3 separate regions of the Homo sapiens genome follow, and all the other regions are linked to region 1. Evidence: chromatin loops called from intact Hi-C (ENCODE). Cell type or tissue: GM12878. All regions are shown on one strand. Each heading gives the region's core, and the rest is flanking DNA. Links, peaks and the distances in the headings are about the cores only.

Region 1 (5,439 bases), core at 599-4,598:
TGTTGGTTTATAGAAGAGCTACTGATTTCTGTACATTAATCCTGTATCCAGAAATTTTGCTGAATTCTTTTGTCCATTCTAGGAGCTCTCTGGAGGAGTCTTTAGGGTTTTCAAGGTAAACGATCATATTGTCAGCAAACAGTGACAGTTTGACTTCCTCTTTACCAATTTGGATGCCTTTTATTTCTTTCTCTTGTCTGATTGCTCTGGCTAGGACTTCCAGTACTATGCTGAAGAGGAGTGGTAAGAGTGGCTATCCTTGTCTTATTTCGGTTCTCAGAGGGAATGCTTTCAACTTTTCACCATTCAGTATTATGTTGACTGTGGGTGTGTCTTAGATGGGTTTTATTATATAGAGGTATGTTCCTTGTATGCCAATTTTGCTGAGAGTTAATCATAAAGGTATGCCACATTTTGTTGAATGCTTTTTCTGCATCTATTGAGATGATCATGTGATTTTTGTTTTAAATTCTGTTTATGTGGTGTATCACATTTATCGACTTGCATGTGTTAAACCATCCCTGCATCCCTGGTATGAAACCCATTTGATCATGTTGGATTATCTTTTTGATTTCAACACTTCCAAACATGTGATAGATGAGTTGTCTCAGTCACCATGCAGCAGTCCAAATTGTAAATTGTTTACCCACTAATATCATCAAACTACTAAATATATCTAAAGTAAGTACTTTATAGCCCTCAAAATGTTTGTATTAATCCATTTTCACACTGCTGATAAAGACATACCCAAGACTGGGAAATTTACAAAAGTAAGAGGTTTAATGGACTTACAGTTCCACGTGGCTAGGGAAGCCTCACAGTCATGGCAGAAAGCAAAAGAAGCAAGTCACGTCTTACACGGATGGCAGTAGGCAAAATGAGAGCGCTCGTGCAGGGAAACTCCTGTTTATAAGACCATCAGACCTTGTGACACTTATTCACTATCATGAGATCAACACAGGGAAGATTCACCCCCATAATTCAATCACCTCCCACTGGGTTTCTCCCATGACACATGGAACTGGGGGAGTTACAACTCAAGGTGAGATTTGGGTGGGGACACAGCCAAACTATATCAATGTTCTGTTTTATAGTCAATATATCTTTGCTATAAATTCCCCAATGTGAGTTTTTATAGCAAAATAAATCAGTGACATGACAAAAAGGAGTAAATTAGTGAGTTGGTAATTAAAAACAGCATCATCTGTAACCTAGCAATCCAGCATCCCTGGAGTTAGACAAAGGCATCCAATAGCCTTGGTTTTGAGACACTTTGGAGTGTCTTCCACATTAACTTTCCTTGCCCTCAGCCTGAATGGGCCCTCAGCAGTCAATAGTTAAGACCCCATCTTGTGGCCACCATTGATTGGACAGGGCTGGACACTGGACACAAGCTAAACTAATCAGAGACTCTTCTCTGAGAACTTGAAATTAGGATCAAGAATTTGGAATCAAGCGATTTCATCTCTCCACTTGACTAGACTTCTAACATGGTGATTTGAGAGCCATGGGGTCCCAGGTTCTGCCATGAGGACTAGGGAGCAGAAAAAAGTGAGTCTACAAACAGTAAGAATGAGACAGAAATACAGAGAGAAACAGAGGCAAGAGATGGGGGATGTGCCCTATGCTCACAATGGCTTTCCCACTTCCAGATACTTCTGAGGCCAGGCAGTGCTTTCTGCCCTGGAGTTCATTGGATACCCATGTTCTCTTATGAAAGGAATCCTTTATGGGTAGCTTAAGCTGGTTTGTTTGTTTGTTTGTTTGTTTTCACTTGCAACCAAGAAATCCTAAGTAATACAAGTTCTCATTCTGTTGTCTCGGAAAGGGGCATTAGTGACTTCTAAACCTTCCATGAAGCTAACCTAGTTTTAACTAATTTTGATTTATATATGTAAAAAGTAACGCATGAACATGGCACAAGTAAAAAAACTGAAAGTAAAAATCTTCCTCTACCCTCAGTCCCTAAGTAACTGTCCTTAATAGTTCTTTATATATCTTTAACAAAATGTTTATATAGATACAGATAGACGTATTGATATTTTATTTTACATAAATGGAATCATTTTACAAATGTTCTGCTGTTTGGTTTTTATACAGTAATATACCTAAGATATGTTCCCATGTCAGAAAATATGTATCTATCTTATTATTTATGAAGGTTGCATAATATTCCATTGTTTGGAAGTACTGTAATTTATTTAATCTCCTAGGACTTAGATTGTTTTCAGTTCTTTAGTATCATGCTGCAATGTCTTGCCCATGTATCTTTGAGTGCTTTTGTGAGTCTATTTGCAGTAAAAACCCCTAAATTGTAATTGCTAGCACCCATGATTTGTGCATTTTAAATTCAATAAATATTGTTTAACTGACTCCTTCCATGAGTCTAACTCTGAAGAAAGGAGCATTAAAACCTCCTGTAAGTAGAACTAGAAAAGGTGTGGGATAGTGAGTCAGATAAAGCACAGAACACTGAAGTATGAAAGGGAATATGGTTTTGTATGACACAGGCCAAAAGATGCTCAATGCTTCCTCATCTGATATGACCAAGACCAACGAGTTCTTAATGGGCCATTTTGAGTCACCACGATATAGATTTATATTCACCCACATCCTGCCTGGTAGGGTGAGACATGACCAGTAAAACCCAGTCCCCCTGTGGTTGAGAATTTATGAACTCAGGAGAACCCTGGAGACGAGAATATTTTTTTCTCAATCTTGCCTCCCTTCCAAAAGTTCTTCTGAACAAAATGAAAAAATGGGATTTCTCCTATCTAAGAGTTTATTTCACACTTTGTGGTTTAGAGAGCAACATGTCACTCCTTATAGGACTCTGGGGTGGCTATGACAATAATACCCATTTTACAGATGATGAAACTAAAGACAAAAAAAAAAGTGACTTTCCCATGGTAATAGAACAAGTAAGTTTTAAAGCTGGATTCAAGCCAAGGACCTCTGGCTAGAAAACAGTCCTTCTTTAAAGCAACGACACTAAGCTGAAATAGCTGATTTTGACCCCTTAAATAAACCGTTTATTTGTAGCTAGTACAAGCCACCTGTTAAGCAATAGTTTTCCAATTGGGTATTTGGGAGCCATGTAAATACAGTTCCTGTGCATCAGCAGGGAGCTGTCAGGGTTTGAACCTTCAAGTTTCCTCTCTCACATTATTGAGTCAAAACCCATCACATGTTAGAAAAGAATCAACTCCACTTAGGAGAGAGCTGACTGAGCACAGGCTCTTAGGAAAGAGATGAGTAAATACTTCCGATAATTAGACAAAAAGTCCTAAATTAGCAAAGCTTTCTGAGAAATTTTGACATGTTAGGAAATCCTCAGAACTATAGAATTGCTTTTCTGCAACCACTTACCTTCCCATTCCCTACTCCCAGCACATAACCATCAAGCAACCAAATGTCCATGAGGTCGGAGTTCTGTTAACAAACCAGCAGCAGTAAATGCTGGCCCATGGGATGCCACTCTCTGTGTCCAGTGGCCTTGGATCTCCACGAGGAAACACAGTTCCCTCAAGTGACAAGAGCTCTGCCTTACAATCATGAGTGTTAAAAATAGATGTGTACATGCAAGAGGAACAACCATGGGAAGTGGTTTTTGGCATTTCCTGTGGTCATATGTGCATCTGTTACCCGCCAACTGATTTCTAGAATGTGATTACAGATAGCTTACAGTAACAATTTTTATACCAAATGCCTAACTAATAAAAACATATGACTCTTCAGAAGTACAAATGCAAGGTATGGTGAGGAATTGAAGAAACAATCAGCATGATTCAGATCCTAAAATAAAATAAATCAGCACAGATTACATGATTCTATATTCCAGGTGTTCTCCTCCCTTCCTTCCACTTTTGATCTACACACTTTCCATCAGTGATCTCATTCAGAACCATGGAATTAAGCATCATCATTACCCTTATAATACCACAACTCCCTCTCCAGCCCTAGATATCTCCATTGAGCTTGAAGCTTGTATAGCCGACTCCACCTTAATATCTTCAAATGATTGTCCAATAAGTATCTCAAACTTGACATAAACAAAACAGAACTTTGTGGGGGTTTCTTCCCCAAAAACCCATTTCTTTCCCATTCTTTCTCAAATAAGTAAATGGTAACATCCTTCACCCCAGTTCACATACACACCTCTAACAATTTTTGTTCATCCCATCTTTTTCCTCATATCCAATCCATCAGCAGGTCAAGCCACATGTCTCCACATCCATGGCTGCTCTTCTAGTCCAAGCTTCCTCCATCTCTTGCCTGGATTACTAAAACAGACCTGCTTTTATTCTTGATTCCTGGCAACCCATTCTCCCCTGCCTAACCCCTCCATCTTCCATCACACTTAAGAAAAAAAATGCCTGGCCAGGCACAGTGGCTCACACCTGTAATCCTAGCACTTTGGGAAGCCAAGGCGGGCAGATCACCAGGTCAGGAGATCAAGACCAACCTGGCCAACATGGTGAAACCCCGTCTCTACTAAAATACAAAAAATTAGCTGGGTGTGGTGGCACGCCTGTAGTCCCAGCTACTCAGGAGGCTGAGGCAGGGGAATTGCTTAAACCTAGGAGGCAGAGGTTGCAGTGAGCCGAGATTGCGCCACTGCACTCCAGCCTGGGCGACACAGCAAGACAGCAAGACTCCGTCTCAAAAAAGAAAAAGAAAAAGTAATGCCTTACTAATACCAGCAATGCCATACAGAATCTAGCCTCTCCTCCTGTCTGAATTACCTCATACCTCATTCCACTCCACAAATACCCAACATGCCTTGTTTCTGCTCCTCAAACATAACAAGCTTGTCCCTTAGGGCATTTGCTTCTTCCTCTCCCTGGAATGCTCTTCGTCCAGATCTTCATATGGCAGGTTTCCTTTGTCATTTGGGCTTCATTTCAACAGTCATCTCGCAGGCCTTCCTTGAGCACCCAAATCTATGTTGTTCCTTCTACCCTTCAGTCACTATCACATATATCATGTTACCAGGTGTTTTTTTCAACATGGCTAAATTATCTTTTCTTCTTCTTAATTTTTGGTTTCCTCCATTAGAATGTAAACTCTTGAAGTCGGGGGCCTTGTCTGCCTAGCTCTTTTTTTTTTTTTTTTTTTTTTGAGACAGAGTCTTGTACTGTCTCCCAGGCTGGAGTGCAATGGCATGATCTCGGCTCACTTCAACCTCCCCCTCCCAGGTTCAAGCAATTCTCCTGCCTTAGCCTCCCGAGTAGCTGGGATTACAGGTGCCCACCACCACGCCCAGCTAATTTTTTGTATTTTTAATAGAGATGGGGTTTCACTATGTTGGCCAGGCTGGTCTCGAACTACTGACCTCGTGATCTGCCTGCCTCGGCCTCCCAAAGTACTGGGATTACAGGCATGAGCCACCGAGCCCAGCCTCGTCTGCCTAGCTCTTGACTGAATTCCTAAAGCCTG
Region 2 (5,439 bases), core at 641-4,640, 150 kb before region 1:
TCTACTTCCACTGTTCTGTTCAAGCTAAGGTCCTGGAAATCTGCTGCAAAGACAGTGGCCTCCTAATGATTTCAAATTTCAGTCTCCAGTGCTTGTTTCCACATTCCCAGATAAATATTCCTAAAGGAATGTCCCTTCTAATTATGTCATTTCACTGCTTTCCTTTGTTCACCATGGCAAGTAAAAATTCTTCACATTCCCCTCCCTCTTCTCATTTTATTTTCCTTCTCTTCCCTATTCCTATACCCTTCCTTTACCTTCTAATCTAGGACACTTGCTGTTCTCCAACAAACCTTGCTCCCCCACCTCCATGTCCTTAATCTATATTTGTTCTTTGAGTAGAAAATTCTCCTTACGGGAGCCTCATTCTTGCGTGCTGAAATATTGCCTATGTAAAATAAAGTAATAAGATATGGTGATTTTAAAATATGGCCACCCATTCGTTAATGTGTTTCTCTTCAAAAGAGGGAAGGGAGTCTAATTCCCTTCCTCTTGAGTGTAGGTTAGACTAAGACTTGATTTGAATGAATAGAATATGGTAGAAGTGACACTGTGTAACTTTAAGGTCATAAAAAGCATTGTGGCTGCCTTCCTGCCTCCCCTGGGAAGCTATCTGCTATGTCATGAGAATACTCTATGAAGAAATTCTATGGACAGGACCATGTGGCAAGGAACTGAGGCATCCTGCCATGTGAGTGAACCATCTTACAGCCCCACCAAAGGCTCAGATGACAGCATCCCCAGATGACACCTTGACTGCAACTTTATGAGGGACCCCGAGCCAGAAGCATCTAGCTAAGCCACTCCTAAACTCCCAGCCCACAGACACTGTGATATAATAAGTGTTCATTGTTTAAAGCCATTGTATTTTGGGATAATTTCTTATTCAGTAATAGATCATTAATACAATAGTCATTTTTTATTATTTCAACAAGAATTTATTGAATGCATTTGATATGTTGGATTAGAACCCAGGGCCTGGGAATGCAGGAGTGAGCTTACAAATCTGGTGTCTGCTCTTAGGCTAATTACAGTCTGGCAGGGAAACACACACTAAATGAGTAATTACTTACATAATTATCTAATTACCATTATGGTAATATCTATAAAGTAGGAGACAATTGAGCCATGATAACATTAACTAATCTGCTTTGGCAGAGTTGGGAAGACTTCTAAGCACTAAGACTTCTAGGAGTCCCCACGTGATGGTCCAGGGCTTTGAAGAGGCCTTTGGGCAGCAGTAGAATCCAGTGGTTAGAAAGGTGATCTCTAGATCCAACTGCTTGGATTTGAATCATCTCTGGCTCTTAGTAATTGCATGACTTCCAGCAACTTTCTTACCTCTGACCCTCAGTTTTCTCATCTGAAAGTGGCCATAATAATCATTTTTGGATGGACTAAATGACTCATACATGTGAGGCATCTAGAATAGTGTCTGGCATGTTGATTGTGCTCAATAGAAATTAGCTACTCCATTTTGAGTTTCTCTGCCTGGTCCATTTTTGGATTCTAAGTCAATGTACCTAGCCCATCACTCTTAAGTCCTAACTCCATCTCTGTATGACATAATTGTGAATCCTGTTTCATTAACCCAAAGCCATAAGAAGTCACCTTCTTGGAACATAACTTTGGGTGACACACCAAGTTGACACCTGGGATTGAGAGGTTTTAGGGTGTTAGAAGCAGAAGGACACCCAGGAGGTCCTTACAAAACTCTTGCATCATGCCAGCTCAGGAACAGACCTACACAAACACCACAAATTCTTTGCCTCCAGACTTGCACAATTTGTACAATTTTTAGTATTATACAACTAAGCCTTCTAATATAGCAAGAGACTTCCATCCAGATCCAATTAAAGATTTTTTTATGTCATCACTGCATTTTCCTCTAAATGCTTAAAAAATGCTTGTCATGCAGTGAAATGTAATAGGACACAGAAGGAAAAGAAATTAGTTGCAAACACTTTGGCTCATACAAATGAATGAAGATGTATTTTTAAAGGATATATCCAGGCAAGATTAAAACTCAGAATAGCCTACCCATGTGATATGAGTCAGCACCACACAAATAACATAGATGGTAAACTGTACACCTCCTAACACATGAACCAAAAGTGCCTATAAAATATTCTGAACTGACAGTTGGAGTGTGTGGCTGTAGCTACAAAATTAAACACACACAGACACAGACACACACACACACACACAACAATAGATAAGGGGAAAACGTTCATTCAAGTGTATGTTGGTGCTGTGCAAAGTGTTTGATTTTAATTGAGCTTAAGCCCCCTTTTCTCTGTCTCTCCTCATCATTTAACCATGCCTACCCTGAAACTTAGACAAATCTGGATCAGAAAATCATTAAGACACCCCCCAAAAATAAAAGCTTAGCTACTACCCTATCCTGCTAATTTGCTTATTTTTCCCCACTCATTGTTTGCTAGTATCTCTTCCGATTATCTCCTGTAGTGCCAAACATTTTGTGTCGAACAGCAAATTCTGCCTTTTACATTATCCAAAATAATTGTTCTAGACGGGATGGGGAAATATCATTTTTCTACTCAAAACAATTTCCAGATGAACAATCATGACTTGCACTACTCATATGCAACAGGCTTTTCCAGGCATTTTTGGCACGAGAGGGAACTCATAATAATGATACTGAAACTGTTAGATGCACTGAAGTGTCCGTTGAAATGAACCACACCACCAAACTTGACATGCAAAATGAACATATTTTGTTAGCTCACTCACTTCAGGAGAGCTGTAATTCACTTTAAGAAATTAGAGATTTCCTTTGACCAGGCCTATGAGGATGAGGTGGAACTAAAAGCTGTCAACAGTCATTCTTTCCAAATTGCTTTGGCCATTCTGCACAGGTTTATGCACATAGTGCACTCAGAAGCAGTGAAATAATTCCAAAAGCATGGAGCTGTATCAACGGATCCCAGTGAAATGCACAGGCAATATTTGGGGTCATAGATGAATTTATATCAGCAAAACTTTAACCCATGTTCCCTGAGCTACTCGCAACTCTTAGTGTGGACTTTTTAAAGACATGGTCACGCTGAGGTCGGTGTTGTGGTAAAAGGTACATTGCATTCCAGAAAGATGTTATTTTGATTCACAAAATGTGTATTTATTAAGACTTTTTTCCACAAGTAATAGAGATTCTCCTTGGCTTAAATAAGAATGGAGAATTTATTTTAAAGACACAGGTTTTACTTGAACTTTAGGTCAAGACACAGCCAGTTCTTGCAAGAACTGGACACAGTAAGCTAGGTAGCATTCTTTCTCTCCTGCCCCTGTGTGTGCTGCTCGGCACTGGGATCTTTGCCTTGGCAGCCACAGGCCTCCCAATAGCAGCAGCTGAATCCAATATGCAGTTTTTCAACATATGCAGCACCAGCTTCATTTCACCCCCGTAAGTACATCAGCCCAAGCACTGGCTGGCCAATGCCTCCTCCTCAGAAATCTAAAACTAGCTCCATAGAGTGCTTCCTCTGAGCTACAGCTCTGGGGCCCCTCCTCCATGCTTCTAAATTGTCATCATTCCAGTGTCTTCCTTTTGGGCCTTCAGCCCTAAGAGTGATAGCTGCTTCCTATAATTGCTACCTCCAAGTTTTTTCTTTTTGGTTACATAATTGGCAACTTTAGATCTAGTTAACATTTCTTTGTATTAAATTATTTCTTTTTCAAATAACTGGAGAGTTTTCTGTCTCATTGGACCCTGACTGATGTAGGTGTCTATTATTGAACTACATTACTTCTGCAGTCCTTCTAGCTTTAAAATTTTCTAATACATAAATACACTTTGGTAAATGACAAATATTATATGATTATAATAACAGTAGCTGAGCATTAATGACAAATGCCTATACTCTAAGGGCCATGATCAGAGGTGTACTTTGGCTATCTCATTTAGTCCTCACAATAATCCTATGTGGCATGTCACATGCATATTCTTTGCAGAAGAGGTAACTGAGGTTCAGGGAACTTGCACAGCCTATGCAAGACGGAAGGCTAGTAAGTAAGTGATAGAGCCTAATATTCAATGTGGTTACTGGTTCTTCTCTTTGTTCTTTTCAACCAGCTCTCATAGCACTTAACCATGGTGTAGTAGTTACTCGATTTCATGACAGTTCCCCTCAGGCAGAAAGATCAGAATAAGAGCAGAGACCAAGGTTTTATCTAGCTTTTATGTCTAATGTAGTCACTAGTATGGAAGGCCCACAGTAAATGTTTGTTGAGTTGAAGTTTGAAACTTGAAGAAACCAATCTGGAGGATTTGAAAAGACAGAATGACTCATGAAGAGAAGTTAAGTCCTAGAGCTATTTGGAGCAGCCAATTGAAATGGCTTTCAAAACAGATGCAGGCCTTGGCATCTAAACAGTATGATTGTGTGCCCAGGAAAGGAGAATTTCATGCAAGTTACTTTGTATGCAGGATCCAAGTAAGTTTTCAGAAACTGATGTCAACCCAAGAAGGGTGGACCTGAATCCCAGAGAGAAAAGTCTTCGTTATGAACACACAAGAGACCTCTGGTTTGAACTAAAAACTCCAACTGATATTAAGTGGAGGACATATAATTTCCTAATTCAAACATAATTTTGCCCTAAGATGTCATTATACTTTAAAACAGTAGATCGGGTGCGGTGGCTCACGCCTGTAATCCCATCGCTTTGGGAGGCCGAAGCGGGCAGATCACTTGAGGTCAGGAGTTCAAGACTAGCCTGGAGAACATGATGAAACCCTGTTTATACTAAAAAATATAAAAAGTTAGCTGGGCGTGGTGGCAGGCGCCTGTAATCCCAGCTACTTGGGAGGCTGAGGCAGGAGAATTGCTTGAACCTAAGAGGTGGAGGTTGCAGTGAGCCGAGATTGTGCCATTGCACTCCAGCCTGGGTGACAGAGTGATACTCTGTCTCAAAAAAAGAAAAAAACAGTAGTTGGTCCACTTTTATATGGCCATAAGGAGACCCAATGGCGTTGCTTTTATGGTGAGATAAACCCTAGTTCCTGGGAAGTAATAGCAGACAGTGACCCAAACTATAGTGACATTAGCAGAAACCCTTTCAATTAGAGATTATCCCAAGGCTTCATCTAGTTAGGGTGCAGCATTTCCTCTTGAGAAAAGTATAACCATTTTTCTCTAAATTGGATGGCTTAACTATTACCACATCGGTAAGTTATACAGTTGAAAATTTAAACTCTTTATATTCAAAGCACCAGAATGACCTAGAGAATCAATTGATTTGTCCTGCTATTCAGTGAAATTTTTCTGTAGTTTCAAGTGCACCAAAATGTGTATTGACAAAAGAAAAATAATTAGTTCAAAAAATTTTAGAAACTTTCAAATTTACACACTTGGGAAGTTATTTTACATTTCCTTTCCGAGTGTGCCCATTTGTTTGGGATTAATAAATGCTCAGGCACTC
Region 3 (5,439 bases), core at 641-4,640, 390 kb after region 1:
GTTTTTCAAAGATCACTCTCGCTGCTCTGTAAAGAGGGGGTTATGGCAGCAAGAGCAGATGTGAGAAGATGTGTCAGGCGGCCAGTGGAAGTGCCCAGGTGAGAGGTGGAGGTGCCCGGAGCTTCGGTGTGGCAGTGAAGATGGCTGTGGAAGCTGAAGGACACTCTGCTGGGGAAAAAAAGGACTTGGCAGTTAACAATCATCCAGGCTTCTCTTCCTTTTTCCCCCTTTATGCTTAACTATTTAAGCTACTGCAGAAAGACTTAAAAATGAAAGAAGGTAGGAACATAAAATGGTAAAATGGTGCAACTTCTTTGTGAAACAGTTCGGCATTTCCTCAAACACTTAAACACGGAATTAATATGACCCTGCAATCCCACTCCTAGGTATATCCCCAAGAGAACTGGAAACCTACGCCCTCACAAAAACCTACACACATGTTCACAGCAGCATTATTCAAGCAGCCAAAAAGAGGAAACAACGTGCCCATCTACTGATGAATAAGCTTACATAAAATGTGCTATATCCATACCATCGCACATAAAAAGGAAGAAGGTTCTGACATGCTACAATGTGGATGAACCTTGAAAACATTATGCAAACTAAAGAATCCAGTTTCAAAGATCACATACTATATAATTCCATTTGTATGAAATGTCCGGAGCAGGCAAATCTAGAGAGACAAAGTAGAAGAGTGGTTGCCTTGGGCTGGATGGAAATGGGTTGTGGTAAGTGGGGCATGACTGCTAAAAGGTATGGGGTTTCTTTTGGGGGTGATGAAAATATTCTGGAATTATATAGTGGCAATGGTTGCACAACTCTGAATATACTAAAAACCATTGAATTGTACATTTTAAATGGGTAAATTGTATGTTGTATGGCTATCTTAATAAACCGTTAAAAAATGGAAGAAGGCTGCACTCACCAAAAGGAATCAAAAAGAAGACAGAAGCATATACATAACTTTTGATAGTTTAAAACAATTCTGCCCCTGAGATCAGGAGTCCTTTGTGTTGTCAGAGGGAATGGTTGTTAGAAACATGATGATCCCCTGCCCATATGAGCAGTGAATTGGGACTTAGAGGACAGACCTTTAAGCCCTGGATTCACCTGTCAATGTAGGAATCTCTCAAATCCTGCTCTTCTATAGGCAGAAGCCCCTTCCTTGCTGACAAAGCAGGGGGGCAGAAGCCCAAGCAACGCAGCCCATTCTGGTTTGTCTTCTGCAAGGGCCGTGTCATGTTACGGCAGGGCCAGGACTCCGCCGCCTGGGCCTGTGTGGGGGACACTCACCAGTGAAATGGCTTTGGACAGCCTTCAGCAGACCCACTGCACCTGCAGTCTGCTGGGGCCTGCAAGCACCAGCTGTGGACAGGAGAGGTGGCTGGGCTGGCTGTTCGTGCATTTTGATTTATAAAGGGCCTAGATGAAAGTTAATGGAGCAAAGGCTTAAGGACAGTGCTTGAGGCTTTGAGAACGATAAAAGGGAATGCAGACTCAGACGCCCACATGCAGTTCTGGGGTAATCCCTCCCACTCCTGCTGACCCAGAAGGCCAAGGGTTGAGTGTGACCTGGGAGAGACCCTCATGTTCTGTGCCTTGTTCCCCCTTTTGTCTACCTGTACCTGATGGATATCTCTGCTATGCTGAATGCAGGGGCTGGGCACACACAATGGCAGCCCCTGTGGACGTGACTACAGTCAAGGGCTGGTCCCCAGGAACTCATCTCTGCTCTGGCCTGGAATGTGTTTACAGATGCAGCCAGGACCCACGGAATCAGGTGCAGCACCCACTGCCCAGACAAAAGTGAGGAAAAACTGTCACTGTGAACTATGAGAGCATCAGGGCCTTTTTCGAAGATGGATACAATGATGATGATGGTTTTAATAATAAAAATATTAATTTAGTGAATGCTTAATACATGTTGAGTACCATTTTAAACATGTGATGTGTATGATCTCTTAAAGCCACTTCCAGGTCCTGGGCTGGGTCTTTTGCAGGCACAATCTCATTTACAGTGGTAACAACTCAACATGGAGCTGATTACACTAGTCCACTCTTCACAATGTCTCCGGAAGTCCTGCTGCTGCTATTTTATTTTGGGAAAAGACACAGAAACCAACACACACAGACGCACACACACTTTTTTTCTTACCCATTGTATTGAGATTTTCCCTCGGGAGGAGCTTTGAAAATGCCAGTTATTTATGTGCTCCCCTTGCCCCCGCCCCCCGCCCATATCTTTGTGAGGGGATGAGAAACTCACCGTTATCGAAGACCGTGCCTGCTGTGAACGAAAGTTCTGAGTCATGTTCAGCTTTGCAGGCATACAAGGCTTTTGCCTTCCGGAACGGTGTGCTGTGTGAAAACAGGAGTTTATTTAACATTTTTGAAAAAACCCTTAGAAAGCCCCAGACATTTCATCTCTCTTCTTCCCTTTCCCTGTAAGCTACCTAGTCCCCTCTCGTGGGAAGTGCCTGGCAAGGCAGCCAGATGGCAAGACATGAGGTGGGAAAGCTGCAAAGATCACAGGAGAAAAATGAGAAATATTCAGAGAAAAGCCATAAGCTTCAAGAAACTACACTTTTTGTGGGGTCACCTTGTGCCATGTTAAAACTTTACCTGGGAGTTACAACAGCCAAACAGCGGGAGGGCAGGCTGGGCCCCATTTTTGGAGCAGGAGTGCCTTGGGGGAAGGGAGGGAAGCAGGGGCAGGAAAGAAGTTCCAAGCTGCTCTGGGGAACACACTCCCAACAGAACCTGTTGAAAGCTGGCAATGCTCAGTGAGTCAAAAAGAAGAAATTCCAGCAAAGCCAAGTTTCAGTTCCAGGCCACGGGCGGACATGAGCTCTCCCAGATGTTCCTGATTTCTTACTAGACTGGGTCTTGCTGGTGAGACAGGATTCCAGAGCTGGAGCTCTCCAACCCCCAGGGGAGGGAATAGACAAGGTGCATGAGGGCAATTACACATGTGTGTGCATGAGCACACACGTGCACCTGTATGGGGAGTGTGGGGAGGAGGAAGAAGGGAGAGGGGACATGAGGCATTTTTTTTGGTTTGTTTTTGCTTTTCTCATGTCCGTTGAATGTTTACAATCACTCTCACTGTGCATCCGAAACACCTGGGGAGCATTTAGAAAATGCAGATGTCTAGGTTCTACCCAGATATGCAGATATTATACAGGCATCAGTAGTTTTTGTTTGTTTGTTTAGACGGAGTCTTGCTCTGTCGCCCAGGCTGGAGTGCAGTGGTGCGATCTCGGCTCACTGCAAGCTCCGCCTCCTGGGTTCACGCCATTCTCCTGCCTCAGCCTCCCGAGTAGCTGGGACTACAGGCGCCTGCTACCAAGCCTGGCTAATTTATTGTATTTTTAGTAGAGACAGGGTTTCACCGTGTTAGCCAGGATGGTCTCAATCTCCTGACCTCGTGATCCGCCTGCCTCAGCCTCCCAAAGTGCTGGGATTACAGGCGTGAGCCACCGCGCCCGGCCAGGCATCAGTATTTTAAAAAAGCTCTCCAAGTAATTCCAACGTGCAGTGAGGGTTGAGAACCACTGTTCTAGAGCAGAAGGTGGCAAACTTTCTCTGCAAAGGGCCGGGTGGTAAATATTTCAGGCTTTGTGAGCCACATGGTCTCCATCGTGCAGAGTGATCAGAGTAAATGGTTATCTCGAATTTATTGCTGGGCCATAGTTTACTGTTGTTCCCTCTGGTTTTCTAGGAGCCAAGAGATGATGGCCAGGTGGGAAAACATTGGGAAAGTGGGGGAAAATGAAGTGGGACCCCTGGGAACAAAGGAAAGAAGAGTCCTTAGTATTCACCAGCTCCAACAGGAAAACAGCTCTTCCTGGCTAATTATGATGACAGAATAAAGTTCAGGACAAGGGGCACTGCCTGTGAGCCAAAGAAACCGAGTCTATGTATTGGCCAGCAAGGACCAAACATCCTATGTGCAACTTTCCAGGGAGGAATATAAGAGGCATTTTTTTTTTTTTTTTTTCTTGAGAGGCTGGGAAGCAGACAGGAGGAGTGACTTGGCTGTGAAAAGTGCTAAAACAGATAAAAGACTATACTGACAGGCAAATGGAGCCTGTTATGACACTGACATTGAAGGTGAAAGGAGAATCCAGTTCACATTAGCCAGGGTCTCAGAGACCAGGTTTTGAGGCAGTATTTCTGCCTCTTGAGGACAGGGCAGAGCAGGTGGGTAAAAAGCAAAGAGACCAGGGAAGGGGGACTAAAAGTAAGGGAAACAGCATCTGAGGAAAGGCTCCTCTGACTGGATTTTCACAAACATTATTTATTAACCTCACTAAACAAGGATAATGGGACAAAACAGGGGCAAGCTGGAAAACCAGCAGGGGTATTTGGCAGCCAGAAATAAAAGGGAGTGGTCCAGGTGCCCAAGATTATCATTCAAAAGGAGTAACATTCCATTGATATTAGGTTTGTGAAATTGAATAATGAAGTGGCAATAACATAGTACGTTAAAAAATAACAAACTAGGCACTGTGGCACATGCCTGTAATCCTAGCACTTTGGGAGGTGGGAGGATTGCTTGAGCCCAGGAATTTAAGACCAGACTGTAGAGACCTCCATCTCTACAAAAAAATAAAAAAAATTAGCCAGGCATGATGGGACACGTGTGGAGTCCAGGTTACTTGGGAGGCTGAGGCAGGAGGATTGCTTGAGCCCAGGAGGTGGGAGCCGCAGTGAGCTGAGATTGCACCACTGCACTCTAGTCAAGTGAGACCCTGGCTCAAAAAAAAAAAAAAAGTAAGTAGGTAAATAAATAAATAAGCAAGCCAAGAAAGGGCCTTGTTTTTTTCTCAAGTTGATAGGCAACTGACAGTCTATGGGAGGGCTTTTCCCTTGAGATCTCCCTCTACTGCTTTAGGATAGGCACAAAAATGGGAGAAATGACAGAAGAGGTGCTTTTAAAGGGGGCCATTCCTGTTGCCCAAGGAATAGGAATGGGTAGGGTTGCCAGATAAAATACAGGACACCTAGTTAGATTTGGATGGCAGAATAAACAATAAATATTTCTTTAGTATACGTTATGTCCCAAATATTGCATGGGACATACATATATGAAAAAATTTTTGTTGTTTATCTACCATCCAAATTTAACTGGGTCTGCTGTATTTTTATTTTATTTGCTAAATCTGGCAACCCTACCCAAAAAGTCTTATCTTCTTAAAAGCTTGTCAGCCCAACAAGTCAAGTGTCCCATAACTCCTTCTGAAAGGTCTTAAGCAGTTTGCTTTAGGTAGGGTTCCTACCAAAACAGACAAATCCTGTTGGCAGAGAGATTGTATTTGTAGGCTTTGGCTCTGATAAAAAAATAAAATAAAAAATCTCCACCAGGCATCATTGGTTCTTTGGCTTCCTATTCTCCACAGTATATCTCAAAACTGGATACAGAGGGCCTGGGGTAGT

Evidence for each region. Hi-C counts contacts between places; a loop is a spot of excess contacts. Peaks named below come from ENCODE experiments on the same cell type or tissue, not always from the same donor. Only the 100,000 strongest peaks of a DNase experiment are listed, where the experiment ranks them.
Region 2: a loop joins it to region 1, with 2.7 times the contacts of the local background. A loop is called at or near these places in 1 of 110 quality-filtered maps.
Region 3: a loop joins it to region 1, with 4 times the contacts of the local background. A loop is called at or near these places in 1 of 110 quality-filtered maps.

What each region holds. Positions count from the first base shown.
Region 1 is chr5:143,603,662-143,609,100 of GRCh38, reverse strand. No RefSeq gene overlaps it. Among named protein-coding and RNA genes, the nearest start is that of MIR5197, 73 kb to the left of the region's middle. In GM12878, for the core only: no CTCF peak of the experiment used is centred there; DNase peaks (open chromatin) are centred at 2,530, 3,312 and 3,590; H3K27ac peaks cover 1,806 bases.
Region 2 is chr5:143,756,202-143,761,640 of GRCh38, reverse strand. No RefSeq gene overlaps it. Among named protein-coding and RNA genes, the nearest start is that of HMHB1, 53 kb to the left of the region's middle. RefSeq lists an enhancer at 1,475-1,534. In GM12878, for the core only: no CTCF peak of the experiment used is centred there; DNase peaks (open chromatin) are centred at 1,393 and 2,700; H3K27ac peaks cover 3,182 bases.
Region 3 is chr5:143,210,916-143,216,354 of GRCh38, reverse strand. ARHGAP26 (Rho GTPase activating protein 26) reads right to left here. Exons shown (of 23, transcript NM_001135608.3): 22 at 2,267-2,358. It overlaps LOC124901099 (a long non-coding RNA gene), which reads left to right. Exons shown (of 2, transcript XR_007058981.1): 2 at 1,756-1,918. Among named protein-coding and RNA genes, the nearest start is that of ARHGAP26-IT1, 21 kb to the right of the region's middle. RefSeq lists enhancers at 845-1,393, 1,394-1,942, 2,522-2,571. In GM12878, for the core only: a CTCF peak has its summit at 2,458 (motif pointing left); a DNase peak (open chromatin) is centred at 2,314; H3K4me3 peaks cover 422 bases; H3K27ac peaks cover 3,921 bases.